Linked DNA regions of Homo sapiens: region 2 is linked to region 1. A link is an interaction called in ENCODE POLR2A ChIA-PET data of the cell type or tissue named here. Cell type or tissue: IMR-90. All regions are shown on one strand. Links, peaks and the distances in the headings refer to the core of each region. The heading gives the core; the rest is flanking DNA. Region 1 overlaps RERE (arginine-glutamic acid dipeptide repeats). Region 2 overlaps RERE (arginine-glutamic acid dipeptide repeats).

What was found. Peaks named below come from ENCODE experiments on the same cell type or tissue, not always from the same donor. Only the 100,000 strongest peaks of a DNase experiment are listed, where the experiment ranks them.
Region 2: POLR2A ChIA-PET joins it to region 1 with 10 read pairs; 4 of 35 experiments call an interaction of 5 or more read pairs at or near these places.

What each region holds. Positions count from the first base shown.
Region 1 is chr1:8,620,480-8,630,549 of GRCh38, reverse strand. RERE (arginine-glutamic acid dipeptide repeats) reads left to right here. Exons shown (of 23, transcript NM_001042681.2): 3 at 6,170-6,240. Among named protein-coding and RNA genes, the nearest start is that of SNORD128, 130 kb to the right of the region's middle. RefSeq lists an enhancer at 611-730. In IMR-90, for the core only: no CTCF peak of the experiment used is centred there; DNase peaks (open chromatin) are centred at 1,119, 3,959 and 4,409; H3K27ac peaks cover 1,725 bases.
Region 2 is chr1:8,407,026-8,417,095 of GRCh38, reverse strand. All of the region lies in intron 12 of RERE (arginine-glutamic acid dipeptide repeats), which reads left to right. Among named protein-coding and RNA genes, the nearest start is that of RERE-AS1, 13 kb to the left of the region's middle. In IMR-90, for the core only: CTCF peaks have their summits at 4,815 and 7,737; DNase peaks (open chromatin) are centred at 4,745, 7,765 and 8,765; H3K27ac peaks cover 3,822 bases.

The DNA of each region.
Region 1 (10,070 bases), core at 554-8,553:
GCAAAAGATTCTGGCAGGAAACTAAAGTAGGTTACCTGGCAATCGAGTTATTTCCTAAAGAAGTATTAGAATACAGCATTTGTTTTGTTCATATTGATAGAGCGTAGCAACTTTCTTGCTAGGATCTCTCTCTTCTTTTTTTTTTAAACCATGTCTCTGTTTAGTTTGTTTGTTCCTCATATAATTTTTGAGTGTTTACTATGAAGAACAGTGCATTGTTTATAGAGTTGAGGAATGGTGATGGGTTTGGCTGTTTTATGGTTTGGGAGACTAGAACTGGGAGGGTTTGTTGGAGGACATGCAGTATGCCAGAGACTCTGGATTGGAATTTGGGTACCGGGATTTCAGCGTTGTTTCCAGCATGCACACACACATAACATATACACTCTTTGTGTGTCTTGGAAAATGGAGGACATCTGTTTTAACTGTAGAGAGATACTTGTGGATTTTTTATTCTGCAATATTAGACCAACATACTGTACCTCATTGACTGTTACCTCCAAGCATTGAGGGTGGAGGAGTCATGTAGAGGAGAAACAGAAAGCAGAAGAGCGGTGCAGTCCTGAGAGTCAACTTCCCATTTCACCGCTGTGCCACCCAGCTTGGTCTCTGAGAAATCTCTTTGTGAGAAAGTCTTTGTTCATGCGTGCTTTTTACAATGGGGTTTTCTATTGGAAATTATATCAGAGTGGCACTGCCATGCTTTGCAAAGGGATGAGAAGGTATTTCAAAGATTAATAGGCGGAGACACATTGATGGAAAGGAAAATTCTTTATGAGGTGGAGCAGTGGCTGAGCATTGCCTATATATGTTGTGACCACAGTTTTAGTACTGGCGTGTGTGGCACTGCTTGCTAAATTAGTGGGTGAGGTAAGTGTCCACTCTGCTCTGTAGGAGGCTGTCAGAAAAGATGCTGACAGGTTCTTTGTGTTTCATAATGACACACTGCCTAATGCTTCAGACTGAGATTTTTACCCTTGAGGGGACTGTGCTTTTGCTATATTTACATAAACCTGCTGATTTGCTGAGGGTTGAAAAAGCAGAGAGGGCCTTCTTTGCCTTGAGAATCTGCCTTCACGTTTTGGCTGACTTCCTTCCCCAGCTTAGCAAATGCTCTGTTGTTTACAGATGGCACAATAGATCTTTGGACATGAAGCTATGCTGAGGTTGTGAGAAACAGCCAGAAATACCTCTGTTCAGTATCATTGCCCAAATTACGGATTTTGTTGCTCCCTGTTCACAAGGATTTGAGGTCACTTAATCCTGTGATCCATTCCCAGACAGAGGTTAGGTGTTAAGAGAGTAGGTCTCAACCTAGACCCATGGTTTCATTTCTAGACATCCCTAGTAAAGACACATTAGTTATCATGTGTTGTTTGGACTAATTGATATTGATGGTAATAGCCTCACTCATTTTTCTGGCCCATTACAGGCATGCTGATTTGAAGATTTAAAAAATATATATACTTGCCCTGCCAAAACCGTTTGCTCAATTCTGGTAAATACGTGTTTTTACATGGGTGATTCTGAAGATGTGCATTATGCATTTGGTGGATCACATCAGCTTTGTGCAGTTCTTTCAGAACTGCTAGCTTTCTAATAAAAAAAGAAGTATATGCAGTGCTTGGGGGCCGTGGGAGATTTTCAGATTGAGAATCATTGATCCTACTGACTAAAACCAATTTTATAACCAGCTTCAGACATCCCATGCACTCATAAATTGCATGAAAATCTTGCCAAATCATTTTGGCTTTAAAAGATTACTGGGCATATATTCCAACTGAGATTTTAACATTGCTCTTGACTACGTTCTTATCTTTCCCTTTTCAAATAAAGCACTTTATTTTTGTGCTATAAACATTTATATAAATTATTTTCTTAAATAGCTGCTTGATTAATGAGCCAAGGGGAAATGCTTTTTATATGAGAATTTGGCTTTAATTGAACCTTGTTTTGAATATTTTTAAGAGTAATATAAAGTAGAATTTTTTTCTGTGAGACTTGAATTCTAAATTGTGTTTATTTTTTGTTGGGTCATCCTAATATTTGTCAGAGGGTTATAAAGAAAAGTTTGACTGTACAATAGTTCGTCATGCTTTGATTTTAAAAATGAATTAGACAAATCAGGTCAAAGCAGTGTATTTTTTTCCCCATTCCTATGGCAAGTTTTACATAGTGTGAAACATTTTTAGTTCTTATTACTCCAGTCTTAGCCATTCTGTGTTTCATGACTATGTATGTAAAGTTTTTTTTTTTAACAGCCACCCTCCAGTGGCTTACAAAACTGTAAGTTTTGTCACTTAATTTTGCAGTGAGCTTCTCTAACTTTTTCATATATGTGTTTCAAAGTACTGATAGAGCTCACTTGATGCACTCACCCATTTTACAGATTATTAACCTTGTGTATTGGACTGTCTGATATGAATTCATAGCTTTGGATCAGTTTGAGTTGCCATGGTCGTTTTTTAAACAAAAAGAGGTGGCTTTTAATCTAAGGAAAAGTAACAGTGGTCATTCCGTATGTCCGGTTGAGGATCTCTCTCATGCTTATCCCTCATGGCAGCATTTCTCAGGCCAGGTGTGTGAGGCAGCTCCAGTACAACTGCTGAGAAGTGTTTAGGCAAACAGATGTGCTTGGCTGCTCTTGACATACCGGCATGTTCCTTTCCTTCCTTCTCTAACAGAGCTATATCCTAGTGTATTTACAGGCACTTTTCTTGAATGTAACTTTGCAGCGGGAAATGAAAGAACATAGGTTCTTTTTCCTTTTTCTGGAAAGCTTTTTTGTATGTAAGTTAGCTTTATATCTCACAGTAAGATGGTGTGTAGTAATGATCCTATGGATTATTTAAAGTATATATAAATAAAGCTTTTCTTTGTGTAAAAAGAAAAACATGCGTAGTCTTTGCTTTCCAAGTGTCTCCCATTTATTTCAGGTTTTTTTTTTTTTTTGAGACAGTTTCACTGTCACCCAGGCTGGAGTGCAGTGGCGTGATCTCGGCTCACTGCTATCTCCGCCTCCTGGGTTCAAGCAATCCTCCTGCCTCTAAGTCCTGAGTAGCTGGGATTACAGGTGTGTGCCACCACACCCAGCTAATTTTTGTATTTTTAGTGTAGTTGGGGTTTCACCATGTTGGTCAGGCTGGTCTTGAACTGACCTCAGGTGATCCACCTGACTTGGCCTTATTTTTTATTTTTTATTTTTTTTAACCCCCACACTAATGGCAGACATTAGTCCTTGGTGAGTACGGGGAAGGTAGAATTGAGTACATTTCTCTGAGCCTACAAGATTGATAGTAATTGTTAGTGGACAGTGCAGACCACCTTACTGCCAAATAACTTGACAAGGAATGTAAATTGTTAATGTTATGTAAAAGAAGGGAGGTGTTGCCATTTAGTTACAGAGGAGCCATGAGGAGTTACTCCATATGGAACTGATAACTAATTCTAAGGTTGGTGTGATCAGGGGCTAGTAGAAGGAGAGAAGAAGAGTTTTGCAGACTGGGAGCAGAGTTGGGGTTTCTTGTAGTGAATGCAGCCTAGGGGAAGATGGGGTGTGGAGTGAGACCAGACCATTGAATGCAGTAAGTTTGTCACTTGAGCCTTAAGAAGGTAGAAGCAATTAATTAGAAAGGGACCTATTAGTTCTGAAGCCAGTGAGTAGTAGCTGTAAGAGTTAAAGAATGAGGAAAGAAATGCGAAAAGTGGCTTAACAGTCAAAGACAGGCTCATTTTGGAGAATAAACCGGAGAGGGGCTTCTGGCTGATTTTGGTCAGGAGCACTGTCTATTACAGACCAAGAGTATTACTTAAGGATTTAGGGCAGGAGAGCTTATCACAGGCTTGGAATGTTTCTGTGTGGAGGAGAAGTTTATTGTGGGGTTGGAATGTTTTGGGGCTGACATCTCTCCAGCCAGAGGGGACGTTATCTCTGGGCTGGCATGTCTGTGGTCAGAGAGGGGTTTATCTTAGGATTGGAATGTTTGTGGTTGGAGATGTCATTTGTGGTTTATGGTCATGATGTCATTAGCCATTAGGCTGATGCCCTTTGGGTTGGATTTAGGCAGTTTTTGATCAAGGGGAACTTGAAAATGGTGGTGCTTGTCCAAGATGGTGATGCTCCTGCTCTGTCAGTAGCTAGGCTATGATGGTGTTAATGTCATGAAATGTGGTATGTAGGAAGCAACAGAAAGGAGAGGGCATGTTGAGTTGAGTAAGGTGAGTAAATAATTGATAACTAGAGATCTGAAATGCTGGCAGTGGGTATAACAGGGACTGAAACACAGGAAACTAAGAACTTTGGGTTGTTCCAAAATTGTGTAATTTGGAGCTACAGTTTTTATCTAGGGAATTGAGTTTCTTCTGTTTTTACTTGAATACCAAGGTAGGAGTATGAAAGAATGATCTACTGTGGTGGGAAGAATTCTCTTGCTTGTCCCTTAAGATGATTAGCATGTTAAGTTGATGTTGCCTGAATGCTGAAGCACAGTTATTTAGCATCTGGGACCTTGGAACAAGATAGGGAAAGCTTAGTCAACAGTTCATTCCTGAGCTACTGTTTTACGTGGATTCAGGGATTAAATCTCTGTTGAGTCCATCTTTGAGTAGAGAAATCAGTTGGGGAATTCTGAATGCCTAAATAGTTGGCATTGAGATTTCTTCTTTTTCTAGAGTGCCTTTTGGGTAGGTACAAAGATCCTGATGTTCTGCAGAAAGTTTCTTGGAATGTACTCATTTGTGAGGACTTTCTTCCTGATCATCTTAGTTGGTCTGTTGGGGTTTGTGATGACTCCCAATTGCTACTTCTGTGCTTTTTCTTCGCTCTCAACACATAAGACAAATGAGACAATAGAGGAAGTTGCCAGTGTTGTCAAGCATCTGAATTATTGTAAGATACACTCATTCTGAAGGGTCCAGAGGAAGTATAAAATGAATGGCATTATGGGCTGGCCATGGTGGTTTATGCATGTAATCACAGCACTTTGGGAGGCCGAGGCAGGGGGATAGCTTCAGCCCAAGAGTTTGAGACTAGCCTGGGCAACATAGTGAGGCCCTGTCTATGCAAAATGAATGAATGAATGAGGCATTGTGGTCACTATTCCTAGATTTCATTGACTGTGCCTTTACTTTTCAGTAAATAATACGTAGACTTTCCTGACCTAAGCTTTATGATGATCTTAGGTTGTGATATGGGGGTAGGAGGAGGTTAACTCTCTCTATAGCCACTGCTTTCCTTAAAATCATTGCTTTTTATTTAAGTGTCTTAACATGGCATTTTAAAAAGCAACCTTGGCCAAGCGTGGTGGCTCATGCCTGTAATCCTGACACTTCGGGTGGCTGAGGTGGGAGGATTGCTTGAGCCCAGGAGTTGGAGAGGAGACCAGCCAAAACAAAACAAAACAAAACAAACAAACAAACAAACAAAAGCAACGCTTTACACTCCAGTCATTGAGAGCATCAAAAATTATTTTCCAACCACTGCCATGTCAAATGTAATTTAAGAAAGCACCCTTCTTCCCTGAAGAAAATGCAATTTGGTTTACTTTATTCCATCTCTGATTAGTGGCATTGTTTTTGTTTACAGTTAGAAAATAAAATGTGTTTAGGGTACAATGTAATGGCAAATTGTCTGTAAGAGATTAGTTTTCTTTCTCTTTTTGATTAGTTGAAAAGGTCATTGTAATAGCATGTTCAAGCTAGTCATCTTTGCGTATTTCATTTATTTCCTCACAAAATATTTATTACAAATATAGTAGCACGTGGCAAAGCCGTTTCTCTTTTTCGAAGACATGTGAACATGTATCTGAATAAGATACTCAAGATTTCATCTTGATGTGTGATCTTGAGCAAGCGGTTTCTTTTATCTAAATGTCTTCATCTGAATATGGATAATCCCTTGGACTCCTCCCCTTCTTCTTCAGGGACTCTGAAGAAAATAATTTAGGCTTCATCAGATTCTTTAAATTATTAGAAAAATAATCAGAAAGAACCAAAGGGCAGTTTTCCTTTAGCCTAAAGATATTTGCAATTTAATATCATCTTTTGGAAAAAATTTACAATAAAAGATATGTGCTTTGTCATTTATTTATTTATGCAGTGGCTTTATGGGCCCTGTCTTTGTTCCTTAAAGGTAAATGCCATTGTTTTAAAATTTCTTTTTCTTTTAAAGACTGTGTGTATATCGAGAGTCGGAGGCCAAACACACCGTATTTCATCTGTAGCATTCAAGACTTCAAACTGGTAAGCGTTTTTAATGTGCTGTTCACTCTGCTCTGTATTCTCTCTTTTTCCAGTTCCATTGGCTATCTCTTATTGTTCCTCCATCGCTGTTGACGTGGTTACCAGTTCACCTTTTGAGTGCTAACTGCCTCGTGGCAGTAGCACTGAAATGAGGGTTACTAGTTCCATCTTTTCAGCTTTGTAACACTTACTCTCATAATGCTTATATTGTAAACAATATTTCTGAAGTTTTTATCCCTTTAGTAACTTTTGACAATTTCAGATAGTCCCTTGAATTTCTGAAGTAGCTTGTTTCTTCTCAGCCATTGTTAAGAGCCTGAAGTAAAGTAAATTCAGTAAATTGATGAGTAGGGGAAATAATATAAACGGGTCAGAGAATAGTTTCCAGTGGAAACCTGTCACTTCCTTCAATATTTCGGCAGGTGTGGAGTATATGATGTTGAAATTGTTGTGGGGGTTTCCCGGGGTAGCGGTTGAAAGAAGTCTGGCTTGGGCGTGGTAAAGTTGTTATACTTTCTTTCCAGTTTTAGTGCATGTGTTGCAGAAGTAAGGACATAGCTACTGTACTTTCTCATTAAAAATTCTTCCTGAATATATAAGTGTTGATGTTCCTCATTATGAAATCGCTTTTTTAGGGCCAGTGGTTCTCACACTTTAGGCTTTGGATCCCTGGATGTCTGCAGAGATTTGGCAGAGGTCTGCAAATAAACATGCTAAGCTTGATGTAAATAAATTGATCTCACACGTCTGGACAACGATTTTTCAGCCTGTTTTCAGTATGCTTTTATGATTTTTAAAAATTTCACTTATTTAAAAGCAATACACAGTTAAGAACCACTATTTGTCATTGTTGTTGTTTGAAACAGAGTCTTGCTCTGTCACCCAGGCTGGAGTGCAGTGGTGCAGTCTTGGCTCACCGCAGCCTCTGCCTCCCGGAAACAAGTGATTCTCCTGCCTCAGCCTCCCGAGTAGCTGGGATTACAGGTGCGTGCCAGTACAACCGGCTGATTTTTTTTGTATTTTTAGCAGAGAACAGGGTTTCACCATGTTGGCCAGGCTGGTCTCCAACTTCTGACCTCAAGTGATTTGCCTGCTTTGGCCTCCCAAAGTGCTGGGATTACAAACGTGAGCTACCATGCCAGCCGGGAACCACTGTTTGTTTGTTATTTTCCTCAAACAATTGGTATTTGAAATACTACTGAAGTAGTATCATTTGGGAATCTTTTGAAACATTTTGATCTTACAAGGGATCCTAGTACTTTGAAGATTGTGAACCACTGTCTGTGCTCTTAGGCCTAGAGAATTCGTAATTCCTTAGCTTTGTAGAGATGTGTATCACTATCTGTGAATGCTCTTATTTCCAACACCCTTTGTAATTTGACAATATTTGTGTTCTGACATATGTTGTATGTGATATTTCAGTCTAAAGAAATGTAGTTTGAAAAGATCTTTCTCTGCATCTCCTTTGTTTTTTATCATTTTTAATGGCCCAAGTACCAAAGTAGTATATTCAGTAAGAAAAAAAAAAAATCACATTTTATTTTTCTTTGTTAAAAAGTTATTGCTTAAGTTATTGCATGCTTACTGTTTTAAGATGAAGTCAAATGTGCTATTTACTTCTAAGATGGATCTATTCTTGATAAGCGGCTTTTAACTTTCCTGGTTGCATTGCAAGGTGGCCTTGCAGTTTAATCTTGTAAATCAAATGCTTTCTATCCAGTTTTTATGTCTATATGAATTTTTAAAAACCATTTTTAGAGGTCTTTGCTACTTATTATATCTTTCCTTCCAAAGTGTGTTTTTTTTTTTTTTTTTTTTTTTTTAAACAGATACAGCACTGACACCTGAAATACGGGTGTAGCCTTATTCCTGAAGAGTTTTGTTTTGGTAGTGGCTGCTGCTACTGCCCTTTTCCTGCCCATTGTCTTTTTGTGTGATTTTTACTAAACCAAACATCAGTGCACCGTGAAAAATATATAGCTGTGAAATAAAATTGTAAATATTTTTATTTTACCTATTAGATCTTGAGCCCCCTTTGTACAGTTTTTGCACATTAGCAGGTGCCTTCCTGTTTGAACAGCATCTCTTATGAAATGCTGATTACAATGTGATAGTTGCTGTTCTGGGCAGAGGTTCCTGCTGAGTTACGGTAATTGCTCAGGGTATTAACAGCAATAAAAGCTAAAGCTTCTGTTGTCAGTATTGGTCTAATACAACACATTAAAGCTGTCTACAAAAACAGTGTGGGAAGTAGGGTGCAGTATGTTTAGATACCTTTTTCTAAATCACACACTGCTGTTTCTCATGTTTTTGTTTGAGGTTCTGTATTCAGCACATCCTCATAGTTGTTGTGTAAGAACAACAGATGATGAAATATTTGCTCTGGGAATAAATATAGTTATTTCCACTTTCTTATTTTCTTACTTCTCTGTACTTATTAAAAGATAATCAGATGAGAATGATCAAGATTTTTTTCTCCTTCAGTTTACTGAAGCTATAAGGGTAAAAGATGAGCAGAAGGAAATAAGCTTTGTTTCTCTGCAAGATTTTAAGAAGAAGAAGAAATTGAATTTGATTTTGCTCCCAGCAAATAACATGACTAGTGGAGCAATGAAAGAAACAAAAACCCGATGGCTTTGAAATGTTGAGTAATTAGGTATTTTATCTTTTTAATAATCATAAAATAAAAAGTTGGTTTGGGGTTATAACTGAGAGATGTGTTTCATTGTTTATACTATAAATGAGAATCCCTTTGCCGTGGTGAAATTTTGTGTATAAAGGATGTTTGGGCACTGTAAAAGTAACTGGGTGAATGCCCGTTATGATACACATTAGTAGGTACGATTACGATGTTAAAGATAACAAAAGCTAATGAGGTGAGGCGTGGGGAGGAGGAGACATCTACCGCCAGTCACCGAGGCTAGAATAATGGCAGTTTATTGAACCAAGGGCCTTGGGTCACATTTCATGAAATAGCTCTTTATGAGATAAGGAGAAGGGTCTTTGTATTTTATGTGGGGACCTGGGTTGTCTTCTCTACTCTGCTGCTGCATTCCCTTAGAATCGAGTCTGTGGTATAGAACACAGCTGCCTCTATGTCCTGATCCCTGTCTGTTGTCCTGCCAGACTATTAAACAGCCTCCCCTTTCACTCTCAAAAATGTCTTGAGTGTGGATGATAGGTTGTGTGGTTATCTTGCCTATGGGGATAAGATCCATGGCTTCTGCTTTATTAATATTCAACCATCAAAACACATAGGGACACCACCGTCCTACACTGGTAGGTGTATTTCGAGCCCACACTTCCACAGGGTAGGTGGAGGCTATGATAGTATCAAGCAATTAAGTTCCTAACTGAGCTGAGGTTTTAAAGGTAGGAATTATGTATTCTATTAGGAAGCTTTCATTCTCTTAGGAAGTATTCATTTGATTGGGCTTATTTACAAATGGAGAGGTCTGATTTTGTTTGAATGCGCTGACCAAAGTATTTATGGAAGAAGTAGTCAAAAGCAGGAGCTCAGGCAAGCAGAAGAGGCAGGGTAGAATTAGGGACAGCACGTACTTAGAAGCAGGAGAAAGAAGTATTGTTGATTAAAAAGGTCGCTTCGCACTGTAGATTTCTGAACTAAATAGTAAAATAGCTGGCAAAGTCTTTATTTAGCTTTTTGAAGGACTAGTAATACGGAATGACAGTCTGTGATCCTTGTGGCCTGGCATGAAAAGATTAATTGAGCCAAATTTCATTTTTAGAATTTAGAGTTGAGAAACTGAGAGACTGAGGCAGTTAGTAGAGGGGAAAGGTGAATAGATAATTCAAGAATTACCCCTAAT
Region 2 (10,070 bases), core at 1,033-9,032, 210 kb after region 1:
TAACAAAGTATGGACTTCCTTAGTCGGTTGATGCTACTGAGAATGTGCAAATGTGTCACGGCCACATACCAGTACATTAGAAGATCTCTGTTTTTAAACCTTGTCCCTCTTCTACAAACGTTGTCTATCCTCACTGCTCACAGTGTGCTCCTCAGGCCAGCACTCTCATCACTGGTTAAAATGGAAGATTCTCAGGCCCTGTCCTTGTCTCTTGAGCCAGAATCTGCATTTTAACGGACCCCCCAGAGGATTCCAAAGTACTGTAAAGTTTAGGAAGCACCGCTATTTACAGTAATGCAGACTTGCAGAATTCTGAGCCTGCATAGTATATCATTCTTAAAATGATACTGTCTTTATTCTGTTAAAATTGTAAAGTTTCACTATTAGGGCTTGATTTTGTTTTTCTAATTATTGCAAAATATTTCAAACAGAAAAGTATCAGGGCTTATTTCCATTGTCAATAATAGGATTTCTTTTCTTTTCTTTTCTTTTCTTTTTTTTTTTTTTTTGGAGATGGAGTCTCGCTCTGTCGCCCAGGCTGGAGTGCAGTTATGCAGTCTCGGCTCACTGCAAGCTCCGCCTCCCAGGTTCACGCCATTCTCCTGCCTCAGCCTCCCGAGTAGCTGGGACTACAGGCGCCCGCCACCACGCCTGGCTAATTTTTTGTGTTTTTAGTAGAGACGGGGTTTTCACCATGTTAACCAGGATGGTCTCGATCTCCTGACCTTGTGATCCGCCCGCCTTGGCCTCCCAAAGTGCTGGGATTACAGGTGTGAGCCACCGCGCCTGACCGTGAGCCAGGACTTCTCAATATAGTTTTCTTCTCAATTCCCACTCCCATGTTTTTCTAGAAACATGATTGTAACTCCTGTCTTACTTGATACAAAAGCTCTTGTTCTCTTTACCTTGTGGCATGCAGTCTAGTTAGACCTTGCCAGATTCTATTTCAGTTTTTAATAAGCCTTTTTATGTGGAAGGATGGCCTTCTCTTGTTAACTGAAGTTTACATAGTCATAAAGGTTTAATACCACAGTGTTTTCGGGCATTGCTTTCTTTTATTGGCATTCCTTATGTATGAAAAAGAAATATAAGTTATTTGAGGGGCTGGCAAGATGGGTAAGAGGAAAGACATTTATGTGCCATACTGTTTTTCTTAATAATTTGTGCTCACATAGATATAAACAGTTGGAATTTTCCATTTGAGGCCAAAGTGATTGCCAGTAGAAACAGGCACTGCATTTTGGCAGTAAGTACTGTGATCCTATAGCTATTCCTGTGCTGAGAGTTTGTTCCCATTAAAATGGAGCCGAGGCTCGAATCTATTAATTGTGATAGTCTGAACTATAGGGATATTTGCCTGGGCAGTGGTCCAGTTTTCGTGAGGGTAATCTATGAGAGACTGGCTGATATTCCCTTGTGTAAGTGAAGTACGTAAGAGACTTTTGGTGCTGGTGTTGGAAAGAAAAGGAGGTATTAAAAAATTGGGTGACTTTTTAAACCAAGGGCCTTGGACAGTTGCCGTTCTCAGTGTAAACAGCCTGACCTTGGCGTTATCCTACATATGAAAACTAGTGGGGATGGCATGAGAATGCTTTAATTATTTGAAATGTATTACTTATAGAAACTGCACTCAAATGAAGTATGCTTGGGGCTTTTAAAGTGTTATTGAACAAAATGTTGCTTGCAGGGATTTATTTGCTGTTGGTATTTGCTAACCTATATTTCTTATGATTTGGCTGTGTCTTGGTTACCTGGATGACTTTTAGATGGAGACATTTATGACTTTGAAGCCTAAATAGTCTGCACCATTTTATTAGCTAGTAAAACAAATGGAAGGTTTGAATTGGTCTTTAGAAAGACTTACAAGTTGTGGTTGCTGTGGTTAACAGTCAATGGATTTATCCACTTGGAGCTTATATTTTATATCATAGATTCTTTTTTAGCCTTGTAAGATCTATTCTGACTTTGAAAACTAGTTTGCTGATATTTTAAAAATATATCTATCTAGTCTGTTAGGAAACCGACATTAAAACTAAGTTTCAAAATGTATCTGAAATTATAATCCTTGAATAACTAGTTCATTTTTAATCTTATTTGAAACTATACCCTTGAGTAATACTTAGGAAAATAGAGTAAAAATTAATAGTATTGTTTTGAAAAGTAAAGCAAAGCATTAACCTCAGTCTCAGTCCCAGCTGCTCAGCATGGGAAAGGCATCCCCCTACTCCCAGTAAGATTTTTTTTTTCCTGTCATGTATAATTTGAAAACCATTAATTGTGTTAGGTAAATAGGAAAAGCAAACAGGAGCAACCTTCCTTTGGGATACCAGAATTCCATTAAGCTAAGTTTTCCGAGATGTTGAATTTTTTAATTAAGTTTCAGTATTAATGGCCCATGTTTCTTCCCCCCACCGACCCCCCCACTTTGGAAATATAATTCTTTGTTCTGCTCAAGTGTCTTAAATCCTTCTTCTGAATCCTCTCAATTGTGGTATCATAATCCCCAGGATTTGACTATTGAAATGTTATTTATTTATTTAGAGACGGAATCTCCCTCTGTTGCCCAGGCTGGAGTGCAGTGGCGCGATCTCAGCTCACCGCAACCTCCACCTCCCGGGTTCAAGTGATTCTCCTGCCTCAGCCTCCCAAGTAGCTAGGACTACAGGCATGCGCCACCATGCCCAGCTGAGTTTTGTATTTTTAGTAGAGTTTTAGTAGAGATGGGGTTTCACCATGTTGGCCAGCATGCTCTTGATCTCTTGACCTCATGATTCGCCCGCCTCTGCCTCCCAAAGTGCTGGGATTACAGGTGTGAGCCACCACGCCCGGCCGACTATTGAAATATCTAAACTATCCCAGTTGACAAAGTTGGGATTTTGGGGGAGCTTTTGGTAACCCCAGGCCTGTGCTGTCTAGGATGGGATGTCTGAGGTGAATAAGGGTGCTTACCTTCATGGCCCCTAGTGAAGGGGCCAGGTGGGCCAGGGGTCTTCTCTGAAAGGTATCTGAGTCCCCTCATTTCTTTTTTTTTTTTTTTTTTGAGATGGAGTTTCACTCTTGTTGCCCAGGCTGGAGTGCAATGGCACAATCTCAGCTCACCACAGCCTCCGTCTCCCGGGTTCAAGCAATTCTCCTCCCTCTTCCTCCCGAATGGCTGGGATTATAGGCATGCGCCACCATGCCTGGCTAATTTTGTATTTTTAGTAGAGATGAGGTTTCACTGTGTTGGCCAGGCTGGTCTTGAACTCCCGACCTCAGATGATACACCCACCTTGGCCTCCCAAAGTGCTGGGATCACAGGCATGAGCCATGGTGCCCTGCTAAAGTTCCCTCATTTCTAACGGTCTTGCTGGGGCTGCCTCTGCTCCTCCCCAGGCTGGTTGCTGTTACACAAAGGGCCCATTTCATCTCAGCAGAGTTGGGTTTTGTTCCACCCTCTTCAAATTAAGATTGGGCAGGTACAGTGGCTCATGTCTGTAATCCCAGCACTTTGGGAGGTTGAGGTGGGAGGATCACTTGAGCCCAGGAGTTCAAGTCTAGCCTAGGCAACATGGTGAAACCCCATCTCTACAAAAAATACAAAAAATTAGCTGGGTATGGTGACACGCACCTGTAGTTACAGCTACTCGGGAGGCTGAGGTGGGAGGATCACTTGAGCCCAGGAGGTCGAGGCTGCAGTGAGCCAAGATCACGCTGCTATGCTCCAGCCTGGGCAACAGAGTAGTCTCAAAAACAACAACAACAACAAAAAACAAAATTAAAATTTATTTTATTTTATTCTTGGACTTGACTCTGATTCCTCTTTTCCATGCATTTTTACTCTGCACACATGTGTGCATGAATGCATATATGTATTTATATAGAATATAAAGCCTTCTGGGCAGGGACCTCATTTTAATACCTCTTTATGGCACCCTTAGAGTCCTGTAACAGCCCTTACTTTTTATTTGCTTAAAATGAAGTATGTGTGTGTGTGTTCACGCATGTATAAATAATAGGTTCGAAATACATTGTAATCATGGGTAGATAATTAATGGTCCTAAGACGTGAAAACTCTTCATTGTTTTTAAACGAACATTTTCCTCATCTTTTGCTCTTCAGTGTGAGCAAAATCTAACAGACCAAAGGAAAAAAAAATCCATCAACAGTCATAGGAAGCTTACAAAGCTTCGGAGATCTGGCACCACCAAAGCTTCTCCACCTGATCTGCTTTGAAATGCTCTTTTTAAGACCAGTTTGAAACCTGGATATCCCAGGCCTTAGACTTTGTGTAATAGACAGAAAACCCCTGTGAACTCTACTGTCCCAGGACAATGGGACTAGGACTTGGGGTTCACTCTGCCACACTGGTCCTTCCTGTTCTGTTTATTGTGCGCAGTAAATCAACTCTCCTGTTTGCGCAGCGGTTCTGTGTTCTAGATTATTTATAAGATTGAAATCCATTGTTTATTTTTCTCAGCAGGTTTATTGAGCCAGTCAAGAATAAAATACTGTCTTAAGCAGTAGAGTAAGCCATTAGCCAATTGCAACTTGGCTTCAAATTAATCCCTAAAGGGTGTGCACATGAACACACACACTTTGTATGTCCCACATACATGTGTGTACTGGAGGTGAGAGCCAGGGGAGGTGGAGGAGCTTTAGTGGTGCCAGATCTCTGCAGCTTTGTAAGCTTCCTATGACTGTTGACGGATATTTTTTCCTTTTAGTCTGTTAGTGAGTCATCATCATATGCCATTTTATTATCTTGAAAACAGTCTGTGGAATTTTTTATCCCGTGTCTTTGCTGTATGAGTGAACCACCACAGAGGGTGTCGGGAGCAATATTAAGCTGGAGACTTTCTTCAGTGATGCTTCGCTTATGTATTTGCAGCTGCTGCCATTGTCGCTTTGTTCCCATGTGCAGGAGTTGGATTTTTTTGATTGTTGTTTGGCAAGAAATATTAATAGTAACTTTTGTGTGTTTGATTATTTTCGGGGCCGGAGCAGCATCTGTCCAGCACCTTTGGGATTTGGTGGTTATTGACTTAGGCACAGGGCTTCTAAGATCAGAACTTGGTTCTTCTTCCCACAAGTGCTCTGTTTTGGAAATGTGCTAATGACACACATTGAATTATGTCAGAGGTTTGTGGCCTTAAGTTGTCGAGGGAGGTGTTTTCATTTGGCGAGAATCTGTAATTTGTGGAACAATAGGATTAAGTTCTAAAGGAAATAGGCCCGATGAATCTGTATAGATGGCTAGTTTCGCAAAGTAAAGCACAGAGCCAGTGAACTGGGGGCAAACTACACGTTTTGGATAATGTGAGCCTAAAAAGAAAAACCCTAAAACTTTTAAATAAATTTCTAAAAACCAAAACCTTTTAGTATATGTAATTTACTGGCTTAAAACTATAAATATTATAGTTTTAATAATTTTGTAGATCAGGAATTTAGGTGGGACTCAGCTGGCCATTTGTTTCCATGTCATGTATCCAAAGCTCACTCTGTAGTATCACCTGGTAGATGGGTTGACCTGAAAGGTCCAAGGTGGCTTCCCTTATGTGTCTGCCACCTTACGGGAGATGGGTGGGAAGCTGGCTCATCTGGGGCTATTAACCAGAATACTGGCATTTGTCCTGTCCTCTGGGGTGGATTTGCCCATCAAAACTTGAAGTTCTAGCAGGGCAGGGTAGATACTCCTACTATAGTTCCAACTACCTGGGAGGCTGAGGCAGGAGGATATCTTTAGTTCAGCCCGAGCAAGCTAGCAAGACCCCATCTCTTTAAAAAAAAAAAAAAAAAGACTTGAAGCCCTTATTTCTTTTGATCTTGTAAATCTATCAGGTGACTCAGGAGAAAAGTCCATGTGCCTCTCTCCATTTTATGGCCACCAGATGAGTTGAAGGATGTAATGCTTCTTTATGTAGTAATTTTGTATTTTTATTAAGATGTCCATGTTTACCAATAGGAATACCCATTTGTCCAATATATCTTAGACTCATACAAAAGTGTACCATTTTCTTTTGTACAGTACTCTGTTCTAGTTATTATTTCTCCAAATGCTACATACCTTACCAGGCATGTCTATAAATACTTACATTTGTTGCAACATTTTTCTGGAAATCTGTCATTTGGAATGTTTAACTAGATAGTGTGAATGTAAAATGCTCCTAGTTTATTCCTGATGCTAGTCAATCATCAAGCACTTACTGAACTTATTGAGCATGGGGAGAAAAATAGTGAGCTGCGGTTGTGCTCCCTGGGGGTGTCTTACTGGCTGCCACGGTGCATACTGGAGGGAAACCAAGTGCCGAACAATGTAGTGTGGATATTAAATAGTAATGGGAGGATGAAGGCTTGGGGAGTCTTGTGCATCCTGGAAGATGGACACTTGGGGCTTCAAGCTCTTTGAAGGATGGGTGTTTTCAATGTTAAAACTTGTTTGAAAGGCCTTGCCGAAGGAAGTCCTTGAAGTAGCTTTCTTGTCTGTTGAGGTATTTCTCACTACCTGAATCTTCTACAGCATTCCTGCAGACTGGGGACATCGAACCCATTAAATGAAGCCATTGTGGTTTTGAACAGTTCCATTTTTCGGGCCGCCTTCCTTTTATTAAGCTGAAATCTGTATCACTTCACCTTCCATACATTGTTCTGATCTCGTCCCTTGGAGACTTAGAGGATTCTTGCCATAACGTCTTCCTCATGGAGGCTCTTCATGTGGGCCTGTGTAGTTGGCACACCCCCTGCCTGGGCTTCTGGCTATAGGCTGCTCAGGCCTCTGCTTCCTGCAACAGCCGTTCTGGGTGAGGTCTTGTGGACCTTTATCATTCGGCCCTTTGTAAAAATTGATGTCTACAAAGAGGAGAAAGTGGCAACAATGGCCCCAGCCGTGTCCCCCAGCCAGGGCGGCCCCCCTCCCCTGCCCAGCCCTCCTTACCCAGCAGGCAGGCAGGTATGCATGCATGTGTGTTAACTTAGTGCCTCCTGGGTGTGCATCAGTGCACAGTTCCTAGACTAACATAAAGTCACATATAGGTTGTGTTTGTTCTGTTGAGTTGAGCATGTCTTTATCCCAGCTCTCATTTCCCACAATGAGAAAGCATTAATGTTCGGATTTAGTAAAAAAAAAAAAAAAAAAAAAAAAAAAATTGCCTGATTGAATAGTGCATACCCAGGCTAACCATTAATTACACCATTTCGACACTTAGAATGGACCTGAGCAAAGATTTCCAGTGCCAGAGCCCAACATCATCATGCATGAAATAGTAGGCTCTTTGCTCCTGGGAGAGGGACCATTAGCTTTGATCATGTCGCCAGGCCCTCCCCAGGAACTTGTCCATGCTGATAATCTTAGCACCAGTTAATTTCTCAACCCATTCCTACATGTTTTGATAAACTGTGGCTAAAGATTAAGATAGCAACCATTTAGCAGACATACGCCTTCATGAGTGTGCTGCTTTTGTTTCAAATCATCTGTTGAAAGAAAAGCTTGAAAGACAGAGTTCTCCATTTTGCCCTCTCATAAACAAAAATTCTGGAAATGAGCTGTTCACAGACTGGCCTAGGAGCCCTGGATTTTAAGGTAAAATCATTGCTTTGGGATTTGCTGTCAGTCCAAATTGGACTTTCTGCTTTTCATTGAGCCTTCCCCCTGCTTCTATTCCTCTCCCCAAAACAGTGCTGCTCACAGGAACTGTGTCCCGACAGAAGTGTGGACAGTTCTCCTTTTCTCTCTGCTGCCTCATGCGGTTGTTAGAACAAGCTAATTCCATCTGAGTAGGTAGTATAGCTTTTCTTTCTGTTTACTATTGCTGGGTGACAGGAGAGCAAGGGCAGAAGTTATGGTAGATAGCTCAGCTTTACAACCATTGTCGGGGCTAAACATGAATCCTCAGCAATCGGGTTGGCCATTCCTCTTCTCAAACGTTGTACTCCCTCTGCTGGTTTTGAGACAACTGATATTTCCTTAAGAAGTGTGAGGCTCTGCCTTCAAAACGGCACAGTCTCTTTTCCCCAGATCTGCAACTGTGTGTGTTGCACACCCACAAAGAAGACAGTTCTTTCTGGCTGTGGGGAAATGATTTCAGTTCTTGGGCAAGGATGGCAAGGAATAAATGTAGAAGAAATTCCTTTCTGATACCATTCTCCTACCTCACATCCTACCCCCAAATCATTGCGGGACATTTAGACTTGTTTGGGGGACCCCCAAACACAGCATTCTCAGGCGTTGTATTCACTTCTACTTGTTTTCTTTGACCACCACCACCTCCTGCCCCAAGCCCAGCCTCCACCTCCCCGCAGCACTCACGGCAGGAGTCATTTTTTATAGCACACATAACCTTTACACCAAAAGGAAAAAGTGCATTGCTTGTAACAAAATGAATCTCTTTTCTGCTTTTATTTTGAAAAGTCCTCCCTGTTGTTTAATGTGGAGGATATTCATGCTGAAAGCCTGTTCCAAGTAGGCATTTGTGCGTCCCAGAGGAACTTTTGATTTATTTCCTTAACTCTGCCCTCCTTTCTCTGTGGTTCAGAAACCTTTAATGATCTGTGAAGCTCAGAGACTTCAGTGCGAAACAGTAGTCGTTTTAAGAACCCCTCCCACTATATAAAAGGCCTGCCAGTTTCCACATGCTGGGTTTTTGACTCCCTGAAAGGCTGACCTCTTACAAATTTTGGTTGTACAGCAGGGCATCCTGGGTTGGGGCCTTGATAATGCTTTTGTGAAATCTTTTTCCCTCCTCCTCTTGCTCTCTTTGAAAGTTGTAATGAAAATTCCGGGCTCTTGGCCAGCCTGTGGGATGTGATACAGTAGAAATGTTTCTGGTGCCCTTTGTTACTACTCGGCTTTGATTAGGTTTATTTCCCGTAAGCTTGATTTTGCTAGCCCTTCCCCCACCCTCCCTTTTTTTAATGGCTGAGGAGGTTAACTTAGCCAAGGTTAAGCGTTTTATTATGCAGGCTGCTTCAACCTAGTAGAGTCACTTTGGCCAGGCTTTTGTGGCAGAGAGAGACAAGGGGAAGCTATGTTCTCCCTCTGTGTTTGCATTTCTTCCTCCCAAGGCTGCCTTTTACTTTTAATGCCAGCGTTCATAGAAGGTAACAAGCTAGGTAAGCTGTATTGGTTTCCCATTTCTTTACTCAGAATGTTCCAGGAAACCATTGTACAACTTGTCTTGAGATTTTGTTAGTCAAGGTAAAAATCATGGTAGACCTCTCTAGGGTTTCTGCCAGGTGGAGGGCAAGGCCTTGAGAGCCGCAGTTAACAGCAGCACGCCTTTGATCCTCCCTGTGGTTCTCTGTTTCAAAAGAAAGAAGTGGCTGCAGCTTTAAAAAGGTTTTAAATGCTGCTTTGACCTTGTATTTATAGCTCTTTCGCCCTTGCCATTAAGAACATTTTATAGACATCAGCTCAGCAGTCATCCCCATAAGTCTACGGGGGCTGCCAGTATCATTCCACATGCACAGGTGGAGAAACTGAGGCACGGTGATACTAAAAATGGCACCCTCACAGGTCTTGTCCAGGTCATGGGGTGGGGATGAGCCAAGAACTAGGGCCTTGAGAGGTAGGCTTCCCCCACAGAGCTTCTGTTGCAAGTGCTTGCATCTGGGACAAGATTTGCTTTTTATAGAAAAAAAAAGTGGAATTTTATTATCTTAGACATTCTTTGTTCACAGTAGGATTCCTTGGCCACCTTATAAAGTATAAATGTATGTGCTTCCTTTGTATCCTAGAGCTGTTGAGATGCGAACTGTCTCATAAGGTAGCAGAAAGCACTGTGATGGAAGCTTCTGTTTCATCGGTGTCCTGGAATCTGCTCCATCCCCTTCTCTAGGCAGCAATATGGTCCTGCTTCCTTCTGGGTTTAGGTCCTGGGAGCCTGTCACAATTCTGTCACACAAAAAGAGAATTCCGTAATGACCAGCACAGCTGTATCATTTCAAGGTTCTATGCTAAAAATGTGCAGATCACCAAATAGTTGGCCACTGAGAGAGCCTGTACCACAGAGGGTTTCCTAATGCGAATGCCTGCCCCAAACACTGCAGACAGCACTTTCTGGACTTCATCCTCCATGTTCATTAACTTTCCACTG